Linked DNA regions of Mus musculus: region 2 is linked to region 1. Evidence: chromatin loops called from intact Hi-C (ENCODE). Cell type or tissue: left cerebral cortex. All regions are shown on one strand.

What was found. Peaks named below come from ENCODE experiments on the same cell type or tissue, not always from the same donor. Only the 100,000 strongest peaks of a DNase experiment are listed, where the experiment ranks them.
Region 2: a loop joins it to region 1, with 2.7 times the contacts of the local background. A loop is called at or near these places in 16 of 42 quality-filtered maps.

What each region holds. Positions count from the first base shown.
Region 1 is chr5:36,749,546-36,752,045 of GRCm38, forward strand. No RefSeq gene overlaps it. Among named protein-coding and RNA genes, the nearest start is that of Bloc1s4, 2.1 kb to the left of the region's middle. In left cerebral cortex, a CTCF peak has its summit at 1,011 (motif pointing left); no DNase peak of the experiment used is centred here.
Region 2 is chr5:36,583,342-36,585,841 of GRCm38, forward strand. It overlaps a transcript of Tbc1d14 not described here. Among named protein-coding and RNA genes, the nearest start is that of Tbc1d14, 2.2 kb to the left of the region's middle. In left cerebral cortex, a CTCF peak has its summit at 1,178 (motif pointing left); no DNase peak of the experiment used is centred here.

The sequences.
Region 1 (2,500 bases):
CCCACACAATGGCCTATCCGTAGTTCACAGTAAGTTCACAGCTCTCTTAGACTTGTTCCCACATCTATCCACTGTGTAGTACCCACCAGCACCCATGTGAGGCTCCAGCCTGCCTCTTTTCCCTTACCAGCGATAGCAAAATAAACTGTAAGCAAAAGCAAGAACAGTGGAACACAAAAGTCAACCTAACGAGTGGTCATCTCAGCCTCCTCACAAAAGAAGTACTCTCACCCAAGCATGGATTCCATCACAATGCTACCAGAAAAACAAACAAACAAACACAAAAACAAGGTAGGAATAAATTCTTAATATTCATAGAAACATCCAAGGTGGCGTCTCTGAGACCCATGCAGTCTGGCAGGTCCTTGGGAAACTTAGGGCCTTATTCTTCAACATTGTCAAGTGAAGACAGGCATAAAGTAGAGATGCCCTTGTCTTGATGGGATTTGTAGTGGGTATTTTGTCCAAATGGCCTGGACCCCATTGTCAGGAGACGTAAACCAGATCCCCAATAGGGAACAGTTAGGAAAAGTGTTGGCTGTTTACTATTGACATACTCATACACAGGCAGGTACCCACACGCATCCTGCAAAAGACTGGGTGGTTGGAGTTTTGTTAGGTGTTAAACACATCCTCTCTCTGGGTAGAGCTCACATGACCTCTTTTCCCACTGGGAATTAGGAATTAGAGAAGAAAAACAACTTTGAGCAACAAAATAGAGAAAGCTACAAGCTGCTTCAGTTCTCCATCATGTCAGTCCATCTGGGTCAGCTGACTGGAGTCTATCGCTGTGAACCTGAAACACATCGCGGGGAGAACTTGCCACGGAGACAAAGAATATCAGCCTTTCATAGCCCAGGATTAAAAAATAATAATAAAGAAAAAAATACTAACTGCTCTTAAAAATGCTACTTCCATTCCAGGGTTGGAGAGATGGCACTGGCTCCTGAGTTCAATTCCCAGAAACCACTTGGTGACTCACAACCATCAGTAATGGGATCTAATGCCCTCTTCTGGCATGCAAGTGTAACTGCAGATAGAGTACACTTTTTTTTTTTTTTTTTTTTTTTTTAAAGGCTGCTACTTCCTTAAGCCACTGTCCTTGAGTGGCATACTTGCCTTTTAGAAACACCTGGAAAGGCTTAGTAGCCTTTCCTTAGCGTCTTTCTGGTTTATTCTTGCCTATTTCTCTTTGCTACATTCACACTCTCCTCTGTTCTGCTGTGTGGTCTAGATTTTCTTCTATTTCCCAACACACCATGCTTAGGCAGGCACACCTCGGGTGACTGTCCTATTAGAACCAACATTTTTGTTCCATTGAGTGGTTTGATAATCTTCCTTATGGTGTCTGCATGGTGACCTTGATATGAAGATAGATCTCCAATGCATTTGGGTCTTCAAAGATAACTTCCATTAGAGGAAGTTGTTTCAGATATTCTCCGTGCTCTGCTATGTTTTGAAGGCTGTGTATTTTGCGTTCATCTGTGTAACCTGATCATCTTCTGGCACCTTTCAGCCTGTGAAGAAAATGATGAGGTCACACAGATGACAGCAAAATACATGGTAATGTTTCTCTATTCAAAATGGTAATGAAGCTTGGAGAGGGAGCAACAGTATCTTACTGTCATGAAGTCCTCACTGTCAGAGGGGCTTTAGACAAAAACATTATGGATGGTGGACAGAGATGGGGGAGAAAGTGGGGGAGACAGTATCAGGACCCAGGCAGTAAATCTGACAGGCATTCAAGGTCCAAACCGAGCACTCGCTGAGTGTTCATTTGCCTTTGACTTAAAAGACTTCTGTTGAAAGCTAAATTTTGACTGGGAGGTGGTGGCATGTGTCTTTAATTCCCACACTTGGGAGGCAGAGGTGGAGTTCCAGGACAGTCAAGGCTACACAGAGAAACTCTGTTTCAAAAAACAACAAACAAACAACAATAACAAAAAGACATTCTTCGTTGAGTCCTCAAGGTCAAGCAGAGTGAACTTCAAACAGTTTGTGAGATTCCCAGTAAGTACTGTGGGGGAGAATGGCTTTGGGAGCCACGGCAATACGGTGGGAACAAGCTTCAGGCTTTCCACCAACCCAAGCCTTTCCCTTTCTACAGGGGTGGTTTCTGATGAGATGCGATCCTATCTAAGGCACCAGCAAACACAAGATGTGGTTGGCCAGAGGTAGACAGAAATGAAAAGTAGGCATGGTTCTATGGTGTATCCCAAGAACTAGAGAAGGGAGTCACTTCTGCACGGGAGCATTGGGAAACTTTTCAGAGCAAGTGACTTCTCTGGGCCTAGAAAGCAGAATGTGACCCTGAAAGAGGAAACAGTGCCATATCCGAGGGGCAGGGAACAACAGCCTGAGTGGAAGTCCCTAGTTCCAGGCTGGTAAATGGCTGATGGGTGGCAATTTACAGAGGGGAGGTGCTCTGGGAGACAGAGCCATGGAGGTATGCAGGGGTCGGAGGTCTTCATTGAGAATATTGTTCATTGTCACAGGCTGC
Region 2 (2,500 bases), 170 kb before region 1:
ACAATGAGTTTGAACTCCTGATCCTCCCGAGTCTACCTCCCCAGTTCTGGGATTATAGGAATGTACCACCACTTTTGTTTCAATTGTACATTCATTTCAAAACATTAGGTGATGGTTCAACCTCTGTACAACTCTCTCAAATATTTTAAAATATTTTCACAAATCTGAACACAGTCCAGAGGAAGGGCTTACAAGACCAAGGCTATATCAAAAGCTATGAAATGCACACCGTCCCCAGGGATGAAAGAAGACAGAGAGAGGTTGGGGGATAGCTCAGTGGCCTGACTTCAGTTCCAAGGAGGGTAGGGAGGAGAGAAGAAACAGACCAAGAGTCGAGCCATATCTGAGTGTCTTGGGTCTGCACATGTGTTGTAACTTTTAAACTTCCACATGGCATGTGCTGTTTCACAAGGAAACAATGTCGGGTCCCACCCAGCCACCTGAGGCCATGAGGTTCTCAGTCCATCACACCAGAGCCTTCAGCTAAATAAGCCCAGCCCTGTGCCTGTTCAATGCACAGGAAGAAGGTCTACCTGAGAGCCTGACAGCATTGACTTTCATCGTGAGACCCATCCAAGTAGGGTGTCTGCTGGGCTGGGGGACTCCAGACTCTAGCCATTCTAGGAGCCTACAAACTACTTGATAGACACTGGCTTCAACTTCCCTTTCTGGATCATGACTGTAATTACTCTAAGCACCAACTTACAATGGCAGGAGGGTAGAGGCTTAAATGGACTGGGCAGTCTTTTGTTGGCTTGCAGAGAGCTGAGAGACTTGCAGGGCATCCCTCAGGATTTGCTACATAATAGAAATTTCAAAGGTGCTTAAGTTCCTGGCAGTTTGAACTGAAAACAATGCCAGGTTCCATCACACCCATTGGTGCCCTCACAGCTGGATTTAAACACTGACTGGGAAGCAGGAACTGGCTTCAGTCTCATTTCAAACTTCAGCACAATGGATTCGTTCGTATTGGATACGCACAGGAGTCCTCACGACTCCTCACCTTCCAGCCATAATGCTTGAGTATCAGTTTAAAAACCTGCCCTCAAAGGGCAAGAGATGGCTCAGCAGTTAGAAGCACTGTCCTTTTGACCAGAGATCCTGAGTTCAATTCCCAGCAACCACATGGTGGCTCACAACCGTCTACAAGGGGATCTGATGCCCTCTTCTGGCCTGTGGATGTATATGCAGTAGAGCACTCATCCATTAAAGAAATAAAGACTTTTTTTTTAATATTAGAAAAAACAAACAAACACCGAACCTTGAGATGACAAGGGACCATTGTCCTGTCTCTGGAATCAACAACTCTCTGTGGTGGGCAGGTTTGCAGCTGGCACCCTCTGACCCTGCCTCACCCTCAGTAGCCTGGTGCCAGAGCCCTGGTTTCTCTCTGGGAACTCCTCCTTACCCTGCATCCCTCTGATGTAACCTATGTCTTACCTTTTGCCATCAGTCCCCAGAAGCGGTCTAGATAAAGCCTCATTGTAACTTGCGTCTGAAACAAAAACAAAGTGAACTGCACTAAGGGGTGTGGTCACTTTCCGCAGCCACTTACCCCCTCAGAACCTAACAACCCCCTCAGGACCTAACACTTAACCCCCTCAGGACCTAACACTTAACCCCTTCAGAACCTAACACTTACCCCCTTAGAACCTAACACTTACCCCCTCAGAACCTTACACTTCTAGCTCCCAGATACAGAGAAAACACCCCTCTTCAAGTTGACAGCTCTCCCAGCAGAACCCTGGGGGAACTATTCCACCTCTTCCCCTTCAGGCTTTGCTGGAGGGTTCCAGAAGGACTGCCCTGGTGCTGGTGTGTGGCTTCTTTGATGGCTGCAAACCTCTCACTTGTGGACAGAAATACCAGCTTCGCAGAGACTCTGACTGACTAACTCCTCAGATTCTGTCCCTGTCCCCATCCCCATCTCTGAAGCACACAGCCCCTCCCTTCCCCACATTATTTCAAGATTGAACAAGGTCAAAATAGTTGAAGCAATGGTCATACAAGAAGAGAAATTGTCCAACTTTGTCAGTTTCCCCCATTCTTGAAGCCCTCCTAGAACTGTCTGAGCCACCCCTAACAATACAACATGAACAAAGGAGCCTTGTAGGACGAAGGAGACCTTGCCAGGGATGACTTCCGTGTGCTCTGCTGAGCATCTCTTTAGAGAAGCAGGAATGCTTCAAGATGTCCAGTATCCATAGAAACCATCTCTGTGCACCTGCTATAAACCCAGGACACACCACTCACAACAACTGCTTTCATGGAGGCTCCTGGGACAGACAGACACAGTGCTCTGCAATTTGTAGCCATGACTTCTTATAAGGAAAATAGTTATCTAACCTATTAGTCCTCATTAGGACCTGAGGGCAGCCCTCGGAGTTATTGGGAAGCAAGTGGGTCAAGAGAGAAGGATGAAGAATCCTCAGTCAGGTGAAGGGTAGCAGGCACAAAATAGCTGTTTTAGGAATCCCTAACCTCCCTTCCAGAGACAGAG